Linked DNA regions of Homo sapiens: region 1 is linked to region 2. Evidence: chromatin loops called from intact Hi-C (ENCODE). Cell type or tissue: gastrocnemius medialis. All regions are shown on one strand. Each heading gives the region's core, and the rest is flanking DNA. Links, peaks and the distances in the headings are about the cores only. Region 1 overlaps LOC124900612 (a long non-coding RNA gene). Region 2 has its middle 380 kb from the start of RGMA.

Region 1 (10,617 bases), core at 1,682-9,681, 54 kb after region 2:
TTACATAAAAATAGACCTTGTATCATTGTGCCCTGGGAGAAAACCCTGCTCTGCCCCCAAGTTTTACTGCTGATTTGCATCAAGCTCTCAAGATGTTCTGCTCTCTACTTCTGGTCTAATTGTCTCCTTTAACATCTGCCTTTTGGAACTAGAGGAAGGGTCACAAGTTTCCTTCCTCCTGGCCCTTGGAAGGCTGCCTCCCTCTGGAAGTTCCAGTCCAAGACATTTCATGATTCATCTTCTGGTCTTTTATCCCACACAGAAAAGGGCTGCTTTGCTCTAGACTGTCATTCCATTTGCTCATATCCATTTCCTGCCAAAGTAACTATTTCCCCCAAAGAAAATAAAAGATGTTCTGAGTTGTTCATTAATTTCTGCATGTGGAATGAATGAGAAATTGATGTGAAGAGCTCAGCAGTAATGAGGTGATGATCAAAATGGGATGGGATGACCCAAAAGCAATCCCTTGCAATGAACAATTAATTATTAAAAATTGGAGCTCAAGTACATTATGTTACCAAATCAATCAGCCTGAACTTACAGTCTCATTAAAATTAGGGAGTTTAAAGCCAATTTATTTAAAACTGATTGATATTTTCCATTTAAAACATATATGAGTTTCTTGTGTTGCAGAGAATTAAGATTTGAATAGTCATATCTTTTACAAGTTATAAATATATGGCTATTAGTAGATCCTTTATGGAAAATTTGCACATATGCATGGCTGTATCTTCCCTTTTCATTTCCAGAAAGCATAAACTAGCTCGCTTATGTTCAAGTCTGAGTCTATTAGTAGCAGGGATATATGAGCATAGAGTGGTTTTTTTCCCCCCAAGATAATCTTTTCTTTCTCTCCCCTGCTCCTGCTGTCCCCGCTGTATTACAAAGGTACAAACATATTTATGAGGAAAATTTGTCTTTCCTCAAAGGTTTGAAGGTCAGAGTCCCTGAAATGAATAAATAATGACTAAATAGTTATTTCACATTTGGCTGATAAACAGAACGATATTCCTTCAGAAGAAAGGAAGAAAAATTATTATACAGGCATTTGAGAAAGACATATATGGTTCAACAGAGAGCTTGTACCTGAAAAATATCTGGAATCAGATATTCTCTTGGCCTTACTCTTTCCTTGTCTTCTCCCTACCCTCAACCCCTTGGCTGGTTTCTCTTTTGATTTAGTACCCATGTGAAAAGCCCCTTCCTTCTTTATGTTCCTTTTAATCCACACAGAATACCAAAAGTAGTTGTCAGAACAGAGATTGTCTGGTAGCAAAAACCACGGTTTATATGCAAATAGCTGCCATAAGAACGCCTTCTGTACATGAAAACCGTACAGAAGCCAATATTCATGGCTTCTGGAAATTGCCTTTATTTTTTCTTGAACTGGATGGAGTCTTGCTCTTCTACAAAAAGCCAACGTCAAAAACGTTCCTATCCTACAATCATAAGGGAGTGAGTTTGAGAATGTTGTACACACACACACACACACACACGGCTTATTTTCAGTTATGCTTTATGTGTTCAGAAACATAGTATTTAATAATGGACAGGATTTGGAATAATGTAGATGTCTTGGGGACCACTTCCAAAGGTTTTCAGCACAGAGATGTTGGAAAGCCTTCACTAAAAAATGCAATCTCCATAAAGGCAGAGATTTTTGTCTGTTTTGGTGACAGCGGTGTTTTCTGTGCCGAGAGAGGTGCTTGACACATAGCAGGCACTCAATAAATATTTGTTAAATGAAAAGGGCAGGTTAAGGCATGGGTCCAGAGAGAAAATCCTAAGACATTTATTTTCAAGTATCTTGGCAATGAGTTGCAACTGGTTCCCTTTAATGCAAAACTCTTGCTTTTAGGAAGCGACTTTTTGAACAAGTAAACAGATTTCTACTAAAACTTAGGAAACTTTTCACCAAATCTACGTCCTATTTCAAGTTTTAAAACTCAAGTGTTTTATTTGTTTATTTTTAGAGTAATTGTAAGAAAAAAGGAAGACAATACTGTTAAAATACCAATCTTCCTGAAATTTATTTATAGGTTCTACACATCCCAGTAAAACCTTTTGTAGAAATTTACAAGCTGATTCTAACATTTATATAAAAGTCAAAGGACCTATAATAGCTAGAACAATTTTTTTAAAAAGAACGATGTTGAAGGATTTACACTGCCTTATGTCAAGACTTATTATAAAGCTATAGAAATGAAGACAGTATAGTATTTGCATAAGGATAGACAGATTTACAGAACAGAATAGAAAGCCCAGAAATAGACCCAAACTTATATGGTCAAGTATGTTTGACAAAGGTGTTATGCCAAAGTGACTTATTGAGGAAAGGAAATTTTTTTCAATCAGTGATGCAGGAATAACTGGATATCCCCATGAAAAGGAAAAGACGTCTGATCTCTACTTCACAATATATACAAAAATAAATTTGAGGTGGACCATAGACATAAATCTATAAGCTAAATCTATAAATTTTCTAAAAGAAAACAAAAAATAATTATCATTGAAGGCTTGGAGTACATAAAAATTCTTAGAACACAGAAAGCACAACCATAAAAGAAAAAAAAAGTTGAATTTCATTAAAACTAAAAACTTTACTCTGTAAAAGACATGATTAAGAGAATGGCAAGACAAGCCACAGAATGGGAGAACATATTTGCAGATCACATATTTTGACCAAAAAACTTCTATCCAGAACATATGAAGAATTTTTTTTTTTTTTTTTGAGATGGAGTCTCGCTGTGTCACCCAGGCTGGAGTGCAGTGCGCGATCTCGGCTCACTGCAAGCTCTGCCTCCTGGGTTCACACCATTCTCCTGCCTCAGCCTCCCGAGTAGCTGGGACTACAGGTGCCCTCCACCATGCCTGGCTAATTTTTTGTATTTTTAGTAGAGATGGGGTTTCACCATGTTGGCCAGAATGGTCTCGATCTCCTGACCTCTTGATCTGCCTGCCTTGGCCTCCCAAAGTGCTGGGATTACAGATGTGAGCCACCGTGCCCGGCCCCACTGGGAATTTTAAATGGTGAACAGTACACCTTGAAATTCTGTTTGGTGATTTCTTATCAGGTTTAATCTACATATATCCATACTATGATCTAGATATTTTCCCAAGAGAAATAAAAACTTATGTCCACAAAGAAACCTGTACAAAAATGTTAATAGCAGCACGTTCATAATAGCCCCAAACTGAAAACAACCAAAATACCCATTGACAGGAGAATGGATAAACAAATTGTGAGATACTCATTTAATGAATACTGCTTAGAAAGAAAAAGGAATAAACTACTGATATATAAAATGATATAGGTGAGTCTCAAAAACAATATGCTAACTGATGATATATAAAATGATATAGGTGAGTCTCAGAAACAATATGCTAACTGATATATAAAATGATATAGGTGAGTCTCAGAAACAACATGCTAACTGAAAGAAGTCGGTCAAAAAAGAACACATGGTTTGATTTTATTTTTGTGAAACTCTAGAACAGAAAAACCACACTGTGAAGAAAGAAAGAAGAACAGTATTTACTTAAAGATAGTGAATACTGCTGGAAGGTGCAGGAAGGCACTTTCTAGAGTGGTAGAAATGCCTTCTAGCTTGCATGGGTTACACAGGTGTATGCATTTGTTAAAACCACGTTAAACTGTATCCTTTAGAACTCTACATTTCACTGTATGTAAATTATACCTCAAATCCAATATAAAACATCATTTTAAAAATACCCACACTTTTTGTCCTAGAAGGTGGATTCTCTTTTCACGTGCAAGAAGATGATGAATATATGAATCATCATAATTTATTACAAAATAATTTGTGGGAGCCATAACATTATAATTATCAAAAGATATTAAATGGGAGATAAAGGTATAATGAAAAATAACTTGTCATCCGATCAGCCTTAAGACCATGTTGACAGTTTTACGGTTTAATCCTAAATTGAGTATGAAAGTCAAGTTTCTAAAGATAAGATATGGAAGAAAAATCTAGTGTTCCAGTAGCTAAATGACTCTTTGTGGAAATGCACATACTTTCTGTGGTTTGTGCATAGCCTCCTAACGTGCTGATATTTTCTTTCACAGAGCAAGGGAGTACTAGTGAGGCCTGAGAAAGACTACAGCCAATGGTAGAATGTCTTTCTTTACCAAAATCATACTATAAAATTTATTTTTACAATAAGAATGTGAGAAGTAAAGTCCTTCAGCAAAAGCCAATGTCTATTAGCTGTAAGATGGCAGCTAAAATGGTGTGGCTTTTTCTTCCTTCCCTATTTAGTATGCTTTCTTGTGCATTGAAATCACTCATACTTTTTTAGTAAGTGCTGTTTATATTCAGTGCTGTGATATTGGCTACTTCTGGGAGGAATATGAAATCCTCTATTTAATAAATGTGCTAAGTTAGAACTTTGAGTCAGGTTGGATTCCCCAAGAGCAGACCTTAGAGTTAAGGCTTCATATGCCTGTGCTTATTCAGGAAGTGCTCACAGGAAAACCCAGATACCTGCAAGACAGTGGGGCAGGGGGAGGCAGGCAGGACAAGGGAGCCCAGCAAGGGTGTGGTCTCAGCCAATGTCCAGAGAGAGAGGAACTTCAGCCTGTCCCTTCCGGGAAACTCTGCAGTGTCAGTTACACAGAGTCATTCCAGGCCACCAGCCTGGCAGCAGGTGTCTTGCATACCCCTGCTCCTGTCTGTCACTCCAGGGTACTCCACCCACTTGAGCAGAGCAGCTCCAGTCGCCTAGGGAGCAGCCCTCTGAGAATGAGTAGAAGACGCTGCTTATTGGAAGCAAAAACATGTTGGAGTCAGGGGGTGTTTAAAAAATGGTAAAGATATGAAGCACCAACTTTATACGTAAGAAGCACTTTACAAGCTCTAGAACATTACCAAATGTTTTGCTACCCTTTTGTCTACCCGTATTTTGATTCATGATATATTTGGATTTGTTTCATCTTGTATGTTTTGCATTCTATTTTCTATTTCCCCTACCTTTATAGTTTCCATTAAACTGGTTGAGTTTTCCTCATTCTTTCTTCCTCTTTCTACTAGTTCTAGAGTTGTGACTTCTGTTCTGTTCTTTCAGTAGTTGCCCCTTGATTCTTTTTAAAATTTTTATTTTTCCAGTTAAGAATCACGTTTCCCAAATTTTACTGATTCAAACAAGGTTATTGCTTGCTCAGGGTTGCCCTTTGATTTTTAACACGCACACCTGACTGACAGGATACCAAGGTATCAATGCCTCAACTGCTCTATTGAGAACATTAGGCTGTTGTACTCTGATCACCCCTTTATAGCTTCTAAGTCACTTTTGTCCAACAATCTGTGGTTCTGCATTTTTTATCCAACAACTAGTAGTTTTATAATTTGCTTTTTTTTACATTCTTTGCTTATTTAGATTTACCAACATGTTTACACGTGTCTTTACTCACCACTGCTCCTTGCAACTGGCTCCGTCTTTCTGGGTTCAATTTTCATGTTACTGAAGTACAACCTTTGGTAGCCTGTCTTTCACTTCTTTGAACAAATATTGATTGTAGTGGGGAAGAAGACAGAAAAAGTTCCGCTTTCATGGGACTTTCAATGAGAAGAGTTTGTGGGAGGTAAACTCTGTCCACAGTGTCTTCATTGCATCCTCATGCTTGAACGGTAGTTCATGGTATCCCATCTGGATTGACCATATCTTCCCTCACCATGTGGAAGATACAGTCATGCACCAAATAACAATGTTTTGGTCAGTGATGGATTGTGTAGACAGCAATGGTCCCTTCAGATTATATTTTTACTATATTTTTTCCATGTTTAGGTATGTTTAGATACACAAATATTTCCCATTGTGTTACAATTGCCTACAGTACAGTAACATGCTATAGAGGTTTGTTGCCTGGGAGTAATAGGCTATACCATGTAACCTAGGTATGTAGTAGGCTATACCATCTAGGTTTGTGTAAGTGCATGCTATGATGTTTGCACAGTGATAAAATTGCCTACAGACACATTTCTTAGAATATATCTCCATCCTTAAGTGCCACATGATACATGACTGTATTATGTCTCTAGATGGGTCCTGTGGTGGAATCAGGTGGGCTGTTTTTTTTTGAGACAGAGTTTTGCTCCTGTTGCCCAGGCTGGAGTGCAATGGCATGATCTCAGCTCACCGCAACCTCCACCTCCTGGGTACAAGAGATTCTCCTGCCTCAGCCTCCCAAGTAGCTGGGATTACAGCCATGCACCACCATGTCTGGCTAATTTTTGTATTTTTAGTAGAAACGGGGTTTCTTCATGTTGGTCAGGCTGGTCTCTAACTCCTGACCTCACGTGATCCACCGCTTTGGCCTATCAAAGTGCTGGGATTACAGGCATGAGCCACCACGCCCAGCCCCTTTCTGTCTACTCTGATCTCCTGGAGCTCCTATTAGACAAATGCCTGTTTTTGCTTGTATAAATGCCAATACATCTTATAGCCCAGGGACAAAGTCAGCCCATGCCTTCAAAGAAACATGAGTTCTCAAACAAAAACCTTATTCGAGCTGCACAATAAAATAGTGAGCGGGAGCTGCAGACATTCTAGCTCAGCCCACCTGATGCCTTTGATTCTCTCATGTAGTTTCCCTCTGGCTCTCACAGTCTGCTCCCTTCCAGGAGTAGCTGAATTTTTGACAAGCCCAGTCTTCTATTTCTGGTTTTGGACAGGTTTATATTTCGAACTTGGGACATTTAAGTTTGTTGGTTTTATTCCCTGTAGCTAGTCCTGCTCCTGCATGAGGTGCAGTAGCTCCGCTGAAGCGTTCCACCTCCTGGGACTCTCAGAGCTGCCATAGGCTCTGCTGCTGGGGTGAGGGAGACCTCTCTGGCTCTCTGTCGTGCACATGGAGCCACCAAGGCCAAATGACTCTGGCTATTTTTTAAAGACTACAATGGTAGGTACCTGTCATTATACATTTGCCCAAACTCATAGAACGTACAACATCAAGAGTGAGCCCTAATGTGAATGATGGGGTCTGGGTGATAATGATGTGTCAAACCAGGTTCATCACACATAACAAATGTACCACTTTGGTGGCAAATGTTCACAATGGGGAGTCTGTGCATGTGTGGGTGGGGGCCGGGGGTATATGAGAACTATCTGAACCTTCTGCTTAACTTTTCTGTGAACCTGAAACTACTCTAAAAAATAAAGTCTATTAAAAGAAAGATTATACACACACATTGCACATACACACAGACAAACACAATTTTTTTTTGAAAGGGAACTAGGAATACACAGTTTTCCTTAGGTTTTAAGAATCACTCATGCTTTTGCTGTGTGTGTATATATGTTTGTGTGTTTGTGTAATGTGTATACATATGCAATGTGTGTGTATAAAGTATATGTAAGTACTGTATATAATTGCACACACATTTCTCTCTATATATCTCTAATATATATATGTGTGTGTGTATATATATATGTGTGTGTGTGTGTGTGTGTGTATATATATATATATATATATTTTACTTCTGTGGTCAAATTCCAAGAAAAGCTCTTCATTGGGTGATTAGGTGACCATATGTTTCAAATGGAAATAAGAAACTGGTAATCAATTAAGTGCAAACTACCATTCCAAAGCCAGAGAAATAAGGGGAAAATGGCAAATAATGATAAAGGCATCTTTCCCCTAGTTAGTTTTTCTGGAAGGTCATCAGATTAAAACAAACAAAAGCAAAGCAGGCAGAGAGTCCCCTCTTCTCCCCCCATCCCATTGGGCATGCTGTGTAGATTAGGAAGAGCTGCTAGAAATCATCTCGGAGAACATTCCAAATACTTGAGACTTGTCAGGGCTCTCTTCCAGAAGGGGAGCAAAAGCCCTCATAATAAGCTGCTGACTGGACCTTTATGGCTGGGAAACACTGTAACCCTGTAATTTGGCTCGTGAAGGCCACATTCTTCTTTGGAGTACAAGCCACTGGTCAATTATTGCGGTTGGTGAGCTTTCCTTTTGGGCATGAGTCAGGGCCAATTTTACATGAAAGAAGGGTTTTCCTTCTGGCACCGACTCACTATAATTACGGAATCGTATCGTGGCATTGCTGGAAATGGTATTCTCCAGGAGCTCCCAGGGGTGCTGTGGGGTTACCCATGGGGCACCATGTGCTGGAAACATTTTCCACAGCTGCGCCCAGCATCTCCTGATCGTGGCGTTCTTTGAACTTTTCTCGTCTTATAAGATTTAGGATTCTAGGGTCATAAATCACCTTTTACTAAACGCTTGGCTGTGATTATTTACTCATCCTTGGAATCAAAGACTACTCTGGACTAAGTTATCTTTGTCTCTTCTTCCCTCTTACAAAAAGCCTCCCTTCCCCTCCATCTCCCCTTCTCTACTTTCTTCCCTCCCTTCTCCCTTCCTTTTTCCTGTAATTATTGGTAACCTGTTATATGAAGACGCTCTACAAAGCTACATGACACTCATGCTGTACATTTAGGGCAGTTTTTACACCTGCTTTCATGGGAGTTTCATGACTACCTGGGGAAAAAGGGAAGAATATCATCTCCAGAGGGGCAGTGTTACTCTCAGAGAGAAGATGGGTTTGGGAGGCGTGTGGAGGCTCCACACGTACTATATATATATGACCTGGACAAATGAGTCCACCTGCTTAAGCCTCAGTTGCCACATTTATAAATTAGCAATAATAACATTACTCTCATAGGGTTCCTTGAAAAATTGGAAGAGATACTTCAAATAAAGTGTCTTGCGTATTGCTTAACACATACAAGGACGTAGTGCATTTTTATGTTTGTTTTATTATTAGTCTGCATTGGGATTTAATGAAACTGAGCCTCAGAGAGGGGAAGTGACTTGCCAAAGGACACAAAGGTAACAAGAAGCAGAGCCAGCACTGACGCTGTGGACTTTGGACTCCGGCCACCATCCACCTGCTCTTGATGTAGGATCGAGATGCTGCCCTCTCACACAAGGGGGGAGTGGGTGGGACAGACACTGCTGTTCCCTGTACATCCTTTCTTCAAAATCCCTCCATGAAGTTAGCCTCTTCCTTGTATGTGACGAGTTGAAAGGGAATCCATGGCTGGGTGTAGTGGCTCACGCCTGTAATCCTACCACTTTGGGAGGCCGAGGCGGGCGGATCACGAGGTCAGGAGATCAAGACCATTCTGGCTAACACGGTGAAATCCCATCTCTACTAAAAAATACAAAAAAAATATTAGCCAGGCGTAGTGGCGGGCATCTGTAGTCCCAGCTACTTGGGAGGCCGAGGCAAGAGAATTGCTTGAACCCGGGAGGTGGAGCTTGCAGTGAGCCGAGATTCCACCACTGCACTCCAGCCTGGGAGACAGAGCGACTCCGTCTCTACAGAAAAAAGAAAAAGGTAATCCGTTCCTCTGTTTTGTGTCTGGGTTTTGGTGACTTACTGTACACGAAACCCTTTTCAGTCTTTGGGTAAAATGCTGCTGAGTGTAGTGATTCTGGAATGATGAGAGAACCCACGGCAGGTACTGTGGCAGATAGGAGCTGACACCTGCAACTCGGAATTGCCATGCTCAAGGAGGTGCGCCAGGACACCAATCTGTTTGAACAAGTGGATAATGAAACGATGCTGATTTATTTATATGCCTTACTGCTGCCTCTTCCTCAGTTGTTTGAGGTGTATCAAAGATTTTTACTCAAGATTTTACCTAAATACCAACAAAGTACATGGCAACTGACTATACATCTTTTCTCTCCTGAACAGAAGTCAGATAAACATTAATAACAAAAGTGATTTATTGCAGGCTTTCTGCTTGGATGATAACAAATAGAAAGTAACTTAAAAGCAGAGCTAGAAACTTTATATTGCATGGTTTGAAATTGCTGCTTTGAAATACTGTATTTGGAGAGGCATCTGGTAGTCCCCAGCAGTAATGCTACCCACTGTGTGCCAGCACCATTTCTACCTGTGGTGTGTCTACTTTAGATGTTGTGGGAGGTAAGAAAGTGTCTTCTGTATTTGAAAATGCTAGAATTACCCACTGCTTGAACTAAGTTTGATCTGTTTGCAATCAAAAAGAAAAATCTCCAGGCACATTATTTTAGCACAAAAAACGTTGACAAACTGCTTTGGAGATTGTCTCTTTTGTACCTGGCTGTAATTTGAAAGCTCTCCCGATTATAGTCCCTGAGTTAGGTCATCAGAGTTTTATCTTATTCTACCTATCCCTCCTCTCCCCTACCCCCTGACACACTCTCTGGCAACTTCCTTTGACTTCAAGAGGTAATGGTCCTCAACCTTTCTGTAAAAGCAATATTGAGAGCAGGAACACCATGCTGTTTCAAAAGGCATTTTTTTCATGATGACTTAGAAAGGTGTAGAAAAAAAAATAACCTGGTGGTACATTTGAGATTTGGAATGAATCCCTTCTATTTTTGTTTACTCTGGAAGAGACACTTAGGGTTTCTGTTTAGTGAAAAGATAAAGAACTGAAAGTCATGTAAAGCCTAATGGATCCTCACAATCATACTGGCCGTGGGTATTAAGTTGTTCAATTGGGACATTTTGAGCCACATTAAAGTTTGTTCTTGTACCAAATAATATAAGTAGAGAAACTGAGGATGTTTCCTGGAATTCTTAGTCACTA
Region 2 (10,617 bases), core at 873-8,872:
CACAGGGCATTCTGTTGGGCATGCAGCTCCTGAGACTGAGCCTGCTAAAGTGCCTGGCTGCGGGGTGGAGTGCCTGCCAGGAGCTGCGTTCTTCCACAGCTTTCTTCCTGGGATCCTGCAGTCAGGGTGTCATTCCATCCCTCCTTCCCTCTTTCCCTGTAGCATGTGACCATCTCATCCTTGCTGTTTCTTGCTGTGTTGCTTCTGTCCCCCAACCCTGCCCTTGAAGCCTTGGTTCTCTTGGGAGCCAGGTAAATACTATGCCTCAGTCTATTCTTCTTTCCCTGCTCCTCAGACTTGATGTCATGGATTTGACTCAAGGTTTGTGTTTCACATTTACACTTTTCCTAAGCAGAGATGAGGAGCACCGCCATGGAGTAAGCAAAGGAACCTTGGGCGAGTAGCAAGCATGACATGAGACCTCCCCACAGTCCCTGGCGTGGTGGCCTCCATCCTGACTTCGAGCCTGAACTTCTGACATCCTCATCTGTTTCTACTCTCCATCCCTGCACACCAACACACCTCTGCACTCACAGTTTTTCCTGTGGTTGGCACTCCGGGGCTGTAAGGGCCCTACAGAGATAGCCAAACTTGCTAATATGCTAACTAGAGTTAGTCTGGCCAAGGAGAACATAACCCCTGTCTGATCATGGTGTGCTTCTTTGCCCGGGTAGAAACTTCTGCAGGCTCCCTGCTAGCAGCAGCCAGTGTCACTCTGGAAGGCCAGGGCCTGCTACCTTGGCAGATCCAGCTAACAACAGCAGAGGGCTCAGGCTCCTGGTGGCTGGTCCTTCTGGCTCAGGAAGTCACTTTCCCTCCCAGCTTTGGGTTCGTAGGCTCTGGACCCAGCCTCGACATCCTAGCCCTGCAGCCTACTAATGGGGGTGAAATCAGCCTCCCCACAGTCAACAAGACTTACGTCACAAACTCTAAATGTTAAAATCTCATCCAGTGGAAAATATCCTTAATATTTTATTTCTTTGAACAATTGCCATGACTAGGACTGGTTACATAACATGTGGGGGCCAGTGCAAAATGGAAATGCAGGGCCTCATTTTAAAAAAGTATTCAGAGCTGGCCGGGCGTGGTGGCTCACACCTGTAATCCCAGCACTTTCGGAGGCCGAGGCGGGCAGATCACAAGGTCAGGAGATTGAGACCATCCTGGCTAACACAGAGAAACCCCATCTCTACTAAAACTACAAAAAATTAGCCGGGCACGGTGGCAGGCACCTGTAGTCCCAGCTACTCGGGAGGCTGAGGCAGGAGAATGGTGTGAACCTGGGAGGTGGAGCTTGCAGTGAGCTGAGATCGCGCCACTGCACTCCAGGCTGGGCAACAGAGCGAGACTCCTCTGTCTCAAAAAAAAAAAAAAAAGGATTCAGAACTTCAAGATGGTGACGGTGGAGCATTAAACCAAGCATGGGGCCTTCCAAGTGCAGTGCCCTGTGTGACTGACCTTACACACCTGTGAAGCTGGCCCTGGTCATGACCTCTTTATCAGTTTTCAAAGTCATATGCCTTTCTGTGTTCCTGAACAAATGCTCTGGCTGTATTGTCAAATGTAATGGCCTCTCCAAGTTTGATTACTTGTAAGTCTCAGGTCTCTTCCTTGTGAACCAAAGCTTGGTCAATATTCATTCAAAAAATGAAATTCATTTCAAATGGAGACAGGTATGATGGATGTGTTAAGAACCTAGCTGTGAGAGTTGCTAGCTTCTCTCTGTCCGTCAGTCCTTCGCATTTCTTTCCATACGCAGACCTTTTGCATTAACAAGGAGAGTTATAGTTCAGCACTTCATGTCCGTCTTCTTTGTTTTCATAGCCCTGGCTGTTCACCTTGGTTAAGTGACACAATTATTCCCTTGTCATTCTTCTTGCATGTTAAATAGGGATAACTCAAAGGATTGTATCGCTGATAAAAAGAAATAGCCCCTGTAATGTTTGGATGCTCAATAATTGTTCACATGTTCCCTTCTGTCATCTCATCTGGACCTAGGTCTGTAATTGCAATGCATCAGGAGATTAGATTTTTTTTTTTTTTTTTTTTTTGAGATGGGGTCTTTCTCTGTTGCCTAGGCTGGAGTGCGGTGGTGCGATCTTGAACTTGGCTCACTGCAACCTCCGCCTCCTGGGTTCAAGAGATTCTCCTGCCTCAGCCTCCAGAGTAGCTGGGACTACAAGCGCCCGCCACCACACCTGGCTAATTTTTTGTAGTTTTAATAGAGACGGGGTTTCACCGTGTTAGCCAGGATGGTCTCAATCTCCTGACCTTGTGATCGACCCCCCTCGGCCTCCCAAAGTGCCGGGATTACAGGGGTGAGCCACCGTGCCTGGCTGACATTAGATCTTATAACTCGCCAGTAGCTGGGAATCAGAACAATGTTGAGCAATAAAGCAGTTTTGCTCATACACACACAAACTAGTCCATAACACTGGTGTGTTTTCATTCAGACTCTCTTTAAGGTGATACCACACACTTGCCTAATCCTGCTGTGAGAAAGCTGCCTTCTCCAGAACTGGTGAAGTTCATTCTGATATGAGAACCCCAGGACTAACCTTGGACGGAGTGAAGTGAGGCTTATGTAAAAGGAGATTTATTGTAAGAAATTGGCTCATGTAATTACGGAGGCTGAGAAGTCCCATTATCTGCCATCTGCAAGCAAGCTGGAGACCCAGACAAGCTGGTGGTATAATTAAGTCTCAGTCTGAAGGCCAGAGATGAGATGAGATGTCCCAGGTCAAGAAGTGAGGCAAGAAAAAAGGGACAAATTCCTCCTTCCTCCACCTTTTGTTCTATTCATGCCCTCAGCGGATTGCATGGTGCCTGCCCACATTGGGTGAGGGTGGATCTTTCTCACTCAGTCCACTGATTCAAATGCTAATGTCTTCCAGAAACACCCATGCAGACACACCCAGAAACAATGTTTAATCTGGGCACCCTGTGCCCAGTCAAATTGACACACAAAATTAATCATCCTAACATCCCAGAGCTCATCCTGCCATTGGTTCAAATGTGTATCTGAATCACCTAGAAATGGTTTTCACGGGGCAAGTGCCAAGACCCCAGTCCCAGAAGTGCTGGATCATAGTGTCCAAAATAAAGTCTGGCTTGAGAATTCGACAATATTTTCAGGAGATTCTGATTCATATTTTTAATTAAGTACCATTGGATTAATTCACCCTTTTTCTTCTACACAGAAGGGAATTAAGAACTGGAGTCACACCCTTCTAAGTTCAGAAAACAGTTTTAGTTGGAAAAAAAAATCAATCTTCAAAATGTGAAGATTAAAAAAAAAATCCCATCAAGGCACATGGAAATGGTCACAAGCTTTGGGCCCATTTAACCATTTTCCAGCAAAGTTGATAGCAGAATTAATTAAGGTCACACAGCTAGTAAGTGACAGAAACGGGACTAGAATCTGCGTTACTGGGCTCCTAAAGCAATTTTTCTCTCCTGTATATTCCCTTTCTTGTCTGCTGTTTTGCTTAGAACTAAGTCTAGTCAATGAGTTGAACTGATTAATTCCAGTGATATCAATACTGTCTTAGTGAGGAGCTCATGTGCTTATACTTCGAAAATAAATGTTTGGAAGTTTAAATTTATTTTCATTTTTCCTTATTGGGGATGGTCAAAACTCAACACCCAATGGGCTCAGGTCACCAGCTGTCTGGGGGTGGAAGACAGAGCCCTCCAACGCAGCTGGTGAGCTTCCATCACTCCTCTGTGTGTTGGATGTCTTTCTCAGTTATGCCCTAGTGGAAACTGCAGTCCAGCCTCCTGGTAATGCCATCACGATTATGGTTGATCCGCTCTGTGTAGCCGAAATAGGTGTGATTTCCTGAGTAAGAGGAGCATTAGCTGATTTCTTGAAAATACATGCTCCCTGATTTAGCCAGGTTCATGTGCTTTCACCTTTTTATGTGTTTAATTAAAAACTGAAAATGTCCTCTGCCCTGAAAGATGAATGAGGAGAAATGCCCTATTATTAGGACACACCACCTTTGGAGTGAAATGATTCACTCTGTGATTAAATGCAAATTGCTTCTTAAGAATAATTAGCCCAGGTGGCCTGTAAGCCCAGGGAGCTCACGGTTCATCAGGAGCAGTATTCATCCAATTACTTCTTTACTGAAGATTGGGTGCCCGATCGATCATACTTCTTGGCTTTGGAAGGGCTGGAGGCACACCCTCCTAAGTTCGAAGATCCATTTTAAATAGAAACAAAATAAACATTCATAATTTAAGGACTAAAAAAATTTAAATCCTATCAAGGCAAATGGAAATGAGCACAAGCCTCAGATCCCTGCAACAACTTTCCAGCAGTGACAAATTCATTCTACAAACAAGTCGGTAGAATCATTTTTCCTGAAAAAGGAACCTAGATAAGGGATCTGGTATTTGCAAACTCAGTTAATGTGGCTTGGTTGGGCCTGTTGTTACCTGCTCTGATTCCTTAGCCCATAGCTTACCCATTAAACTAACTGCTCAGATGCACCTATTGTTTAAGTTTCTCTTTAAATGCACAATGATAATAGCTAATTCTGCAAAGCCCTTGTATGTCAGATCCTACATGAGATGCTTTGCATATTTTATTTCTCACCAACACTGTAAGGGAAAGGTAAGATTAGCACCATTTTACACATGAGGAAACTGAGATAGAGAGACTTTAAGTAGCCAAGATTACAAAGCCAATACATGGCCTTCTTACAAATGCGTAGCATTTGTGAAAAAACTGCTGAGTAACAGAATGTGGATGCATCAGGATAAAATCTAAAATGACCGGGAAAACAGTTCAATGATTGCCTTGCTGTTGCTGAGTCAGTAGCATCTTTAAAAAGAAACAGTATATAAAGGCACATGCATTGGTGCCTGTGTTTTGAGCAACCATGTCTTAACAGGACAGCCATTCCCCTCCTCTACTTCATTTGTATCTCTGAACAAGAACAAAGTTCACATCCTTCAGATACATAGGGGTTGAGAAAGAGTTAAGTTACCGTTTGGGTAATAAAGGAATTAAAATCTCTTTCAAGCAGGTCATAATTAATTCTTTTAATTATAGATTACTTGAAAAGGGAGACAAAAGGAAGGAAAAGCTTTTATCATCTGATTAATAAACCTCTGTTAGCATTTTCATATGCCCTCATGTAATTTTTTTCTCTGCTACCTGCTTCAGTTACTATTGCAGTGTAAGAGATTTTTTTCAAATTTACTGGTTTAAAACAACAAACATGATTTCACCGTTTCTCTGGACTGAGAGCCCTGGAGCCGTTTAGTGGGGTAGTTCTGACTCAGGCTCTCTCATGATGCTGCAATCAAGCTGTTTGCCAGGGCTACAGTCATCTCCAGGCATGACTGCAGAAGGAGCCACTCCAAGATGGTCACATGGCTGCTGGCAGACCCCAGAAGACCTGCTTCCAGGCTTACTCACATGGCTGGTGGCAGGTGTCAGTTTCTCACCACGTGGGCCTCTCCATATGGTGCCTGAGTGTCCTCACAACATGGCAGGTGGCTTCCATCTTTGGCAGCTGGTTTCCTCCAGAGTGAGTGATGAGAGGGAGAAAAAGAGAAAGAGAGGAAGGGGGGTGAGGAGAGAGAGAGAGAGAGAGAGAGAGAGAGAGAGAGAGAGAGAGAGAGAGACTGAACCTACACATGGAAATTCCAGTCAATCTTAGAATTGACATTCCATCACTTCTCAATTCAATTCACTAGAAGCAAGTCACTAAGTCACTAAGAAATTAAGTTACATTTCTTAAAAAAAGCTATCAAAGAGTTTGTGGGCTGTCTCATGCGTCCGTGTGAAGAGACCACCAAACAGGCTTTGTATGAGCAACAAGGCTGTTTATTTCACCTGGGTGCAGGCGGGCTGAGTCCGAAAAAGGAGTCAGCAAAGGGTGATGGGATTATTATTAGTTCTTACAGGTTTTGGGATAGACGGTGGAGTTGGGAGCAATGTTTTGGGGGCAGGGGATGGATCTCACAAAGTACATTCTCAAGGGTGGGGAGAATTACAAAGAACCTTCTCAAGGGTGGGGGAGATCACAAAGTACATTGATCAGTTAGGGTGGGGCAGAAACAAATCACAATGGTGGAATGTCAGCAGTTGAGGCTATTTTCGTTTCTTTTGTGAATCTTCAGTTGCTTCAGGCCATCTGGATGTATACGTGCAGGTCACAGGGGATATGATGGCTTAGCTTGGGCTCAGAGGCCTGATATTCCTGTCTTCTTATATTAATAAGAAAAGCAAAACAAAATAATGAAGTGTTGGAGCGGTGATAAATTTTGGGGGTGATATGGAGAGATAATGGGTGATGTTTCTCAGGGCTGCTTTGAGCGGGATTAGGGGCAGCGTGGGAACCTAGAGTGGGAGAGATTAAACTGAAGAAAGATTTTGGGGTAAGGGGTGATACTGTGGGGTTGTTAGAAGGAGCATTTGTTGTATAGAATGATTGATGATGGCCTGGATGCAGTTTTGTGTGAATTGAGAAACGAAACGGAAGACACAAGGTCTGAATAAAAGAAGGAGAAAAATAGATATTAAAGGACTAAGAATTGGGAGTACCCAGGACATCCAATTAGAGAGTGTCCAGGGGGGTTCAGCGTAATTATTTGCTTGGTTGGCAAGTTTTTAGGCTCTATCTTTCAGTTTTTTTAAAAAAATGTTGTCATATACCAGGCCAGATTGATTTAGGGAAAAACAGCACTCTTCATTTAAAAATATACAGAGTCCTCAGAGGGCTGTTTCTGGGACTGCCCAGCACTGCTTGATCTGGAAGTAGGTATTCTCCCCAATTTTGTGGAGACATATGTATTCCTTTTCCGTTTCCCTTTGCTCACCTTTAGCATTTGCTAAGTTAAACATTGTACTCTTTTACTACATTGATTATTAAACTTTTCTTAAAAGTTTTCTTAAAAGAAAAGTTTAAAATCAATGTAGTAAAAGTACAATGTTTAACTTAGCAAATATATATATATTTGCTATATAAATATATATATATTTGATATATATATATATACACACACACACACACAGAGTCCCCCCACTTTTTTTTTAGCAGTGAGTAAGTCGAGGCCTCAGCGATTTTGGAGGAAAGTAAAGTGCGTGGGCGTGTCTTTAAAACCATCACATAGTATCTTTAAAAGGGTTGGGATTATAGGATATATTTGGTTATTTAAAAGTCTTTTTGCTTTTGACATAATGGAAAAAATTAGTAGCTGCATAATATACCATAAAGTGGATTTTTCATAATTTTCATACCTACATACCTACCTAGGTTGTTTTCTAATGTCTGTTAGCACAAGTGATGCTGTATAGATGTTTTTGCTGTAGTTCTTTATATTTCATTGGGATACATTTCTACAAGTGTGAAAACAGAGTCAAGTATATGGATATCTTCTAAAACTTTTTTATACCTATGGCTATATTCCTTTTTTAAAGGGGTGGGCCAGTTTACTGTCATACCTATCAGATAACAGATTCACTGAAGTAGCTAAAAATCATGTTTCAAGTCTCAATGATGGTGCAGCAGTGATATAAACAGTATGCGATGACTGCTTTCCACCAAAACGGTGCCAGCTGCTTCTTCAATGTCCCAGGTATCATGGGACCTGGTTGACACAGAGCCCTTTCTCCATAGGCTTGGCTAAAGAAAATCACAACAATAGTATAAATAATATTGTGTTACATAGCATGTATAGATTGAAAATTTATTCTGTATTTCAGTGGAACATTTTTAGAACACTATTGCTGAGGTAGTCAAACTGTTCTAGGAGTTATTAAGAAATTATTTTAGGCAGGTAGAGAGGAAAAGGGATCCTCGGAAAGTTTTCCTCTGTTTTAAAGCAGCTCCAGAAACGTTTCTTGTCTAGTGGGAAAACCTAGCTCTTAGAACTGGGCAGGCAACCTTTGATATGCAAACGCAAGCCATTAGAAACTGCGTCCACCCAAACATGACGATTCCTACCGTTGTCTTCTTGCCCTTGCCCCAATATGTGCCTGGCCACATGGCCGCCTCCACATATCCCCACGTGTGTAGAATATTATGGAGCCCTGCATTTGCATATTAAAAGACTGGGGTGGGAGGGCCAGTTTTTTTTTCACGGGCTACGCGAATGACCTGCCTGGTCAAACCAATCCGGTGAGCCCTATGCAAATCAGGCACCACCTCCTCCAGCCTCCTCATAAAATTGGCTGGTATCCACGGCACATGGGATCTACTCTTTCGGTTTTGGACCCCCCCTCCCTCTGCCTCTGTACAGGGGAGCTTCTTTCTTTCTTCTCCCTTCTTTCTTGCCTGTTAAACTCTCCGCTCCTTAAATTCACTTCACGTGTGTGTCATCCTATCTAATTTGGCATGAGACAAGAGCCCTGGTGCTCCTCCACTCATAGGGGCCGTATCAAAACTACAACTATTATCTTTTCAAATATTTCCTTCCCAAACAAGTACCATATGTTTAATGTGTGATATTATTATGGTAGTAATATTATGAAAGTGATTTGTAGTATTGCTTAGTTCTTAAAAATAATTGTATTATAATTAAACTATCATTACGGCTTAATTTCTCTTCGTTAATGTAACAATTTTATTAAAATGTAATTCACATACTATACAATTCATCAAAGTGTACAATTCCATAGTTTTAATATATTCATAGAATTGTGAGCACACATTTTAGAGCATTTTCAGCACCCTAAAAAGAAGCCCTGTACCCATTTGCAATGTGACTTCATTTATTCTAAAAAGAAATAATCACAAACACCTCCTTTTCATGGATGCCTAGGACTTTTTCTATCTATCTATATCTATATCTATATCTATATCTATATCTATATCTATTTTTTGAGACAGAATCTTGCTCTTGTCGCCCAGGCTGGAGTGCAATAGCGCGATCTCGGCTCACTGCAACCCCTGCCTCCCGGGTTCAGGCGATGCTCCTGCCTCAGCCTTTTGAGTAGCTGGGATTACAGGCATGTGCCACCATGCCTGGCTAATTTTTTTTTTTTTTTTGTATTTTTAGTAGAGACGGGTTTCACCATGTTGGCCAGGCTGATGTCGAACTCCTGATCTCAGGTGATCCTCCCGCCGAGGCCTCCCAAAGTGCTGGGATTACAGGCGTGAGCCACCGCGCCTGGCCCTATATCTTTTTTTGTGATCTGATTTCAGATGTGGAGAAAGAGAGTGCTTTGCCCAATACTCTCAAAAATTCGTCATTGGACACAGGAATGAAAGCCAGCCCTCTGTGGCCTTAAACAGAGCTATGGAATATTAGACCTCATTTAGAGGACAGTTTATTTCCCTCAGACTGGGGAGCTGAGAGATTTTTTAAAAAGCTCTGTAAAGGTAAATATTTCAAATATACGGAGCATATTCTGATGCTCTTGATCAGAAGCATCTTGATGAAATCTTTATAGGAGGTTAGGCTGAAAAAAAGAGCTGTGAGTAATCAGCAATGTGCCAGGCATCTCTTTACTGACCATAAGTTCAACATATTTTTCATATTGTCTTCCTTTTAAAAAGACAATTCTGGTGACTTCGCTTTTTTGTTTTTTTTTTTTTTTTTTTGACACGGAGTCTCTCTCTGTCGCCCGACTGGAGTGCAGTGGCCTGATCTCGGCTCACTGGAAGCTCCGCCTCCGGGTTCACGCCATTCTCCTGCCTCAGCCTCCCGAGTAGCTGGGACTACAGGCACCCACCACCACGCCCGGCTAATTTTTTTGGATTTTTAGTAGAGACAGGGTTTCACCGTGTTAGCCAGGATGGTCTCGATCTCCTGACCTCGTGATCTGCCCGCCTCGGCCTCCCAGAGTGCTGGGATTCCAGGCGTGAGCCACTGCGCCCGGCCGACTTCACTTTTAGGTCAATGAAATCACTGTCTACTGGTGTCAATAACAAAATGATAAAAAAAAAAAAAAAAGAAAAAAAAGGGAAGCGTTTTGCACACAAACAGAATAGAATTTCAGCTTGTGATGCAGGGCCTCTGTGAATTAATTCACTTCCTCTAGAAGCAGAGGACACCAATTTCCTCCCCCGGAGGTCAGAAGCGGAAGGGGTAGGGTTACCATGGAGTCTAGATTCTAAGAGACTTTTGAAATGCAATTGCCCTGCCGGTTTTGTTTAGCTACAAGGTTACTCTCAGACATAGGCAATAATGAGAAAGTAATAGCTGGGATGGTCTTGGGTTGACCCACGCAGATAAGGATCAACTTTTTTTTCTTTAATAGGGGGCCATGTGACCGTGATGACTGCTGTTTCTTTCAGATACTTTTGGTGTTGACTGGTCACCCGAATGAGACAAGGATTCTTAGGTCAATCCATTTTCCTGCATCAGGAGACACACGTCAAAACTTAGCATCAAAATTGCACCCCTTTCCATGACTCTGTCCCTCTGTAAATGGGGAAGAGAGCTTCCCTTTTGGCCCTTGGGCAGAAGGCTGCTTATTTGTATTCAGTGATTGTGTTAGCGGAAAGGGGTCCCCATAGAGACTCCCAAGAGAGGGTTCTTGGATCTCACCAAGAAGGAATTTGAGGCAAATCCATAAAGTGAAAGCAAGTTTATTAAGAAAGTAAAGGAACAGGCCGGGCACGGTGACTCACGCCTGTAATCCCAGCACTTTGG

What was found. Hi-C counts contacts between places; a loop is a spot of excess contacts. Peaks named below come from ENCODE experiments on the same cell type or tissue, not always from the same donor. Only the 100,000 strongest peaks of a DNase experiment are listed, where the experiment ranks them.
Region 1: it touches region 2 in a loop (2.5-fold over the local background); 3 of 110 quality-filtered maps call a loop at or near these places.

The regions. Positions count from the first base shown.
Region 1 is chr15:93,515,744-93,526,360 of GRCh38, forward strand. The region is part of intron 2 of LOC124900612 (a long non-coding RNA gene); the gene reads left to right. Among named protein-coding and RNA genes, the nearest start is that of LINC02207, 340 kb to the right of the region's middle. In gastrocnemius medialis, for the core only: a CTCF peak has its summit at 4,718; a DNase peak (open chromatin) is centred at 4,658; H3K4me3 peaks cover 417 bases; H3K27ac peaks cover 1,943 bases.
Region 2 is chr15:93,462,131-93,472,747 of GRCh38, forward strand. No RefSeq gene overlaps it. Among named protein-coding and RNA genes, the nearest start is that of RGMA, 380 kb to the left of the region's middle. In gastrocnemius medialis, for the core only: no CTCF peak of the experiment used is centred there; a DNase peak (open chromatin) is centred at 5,391; H3K27ac peaks cover 2,666 bases.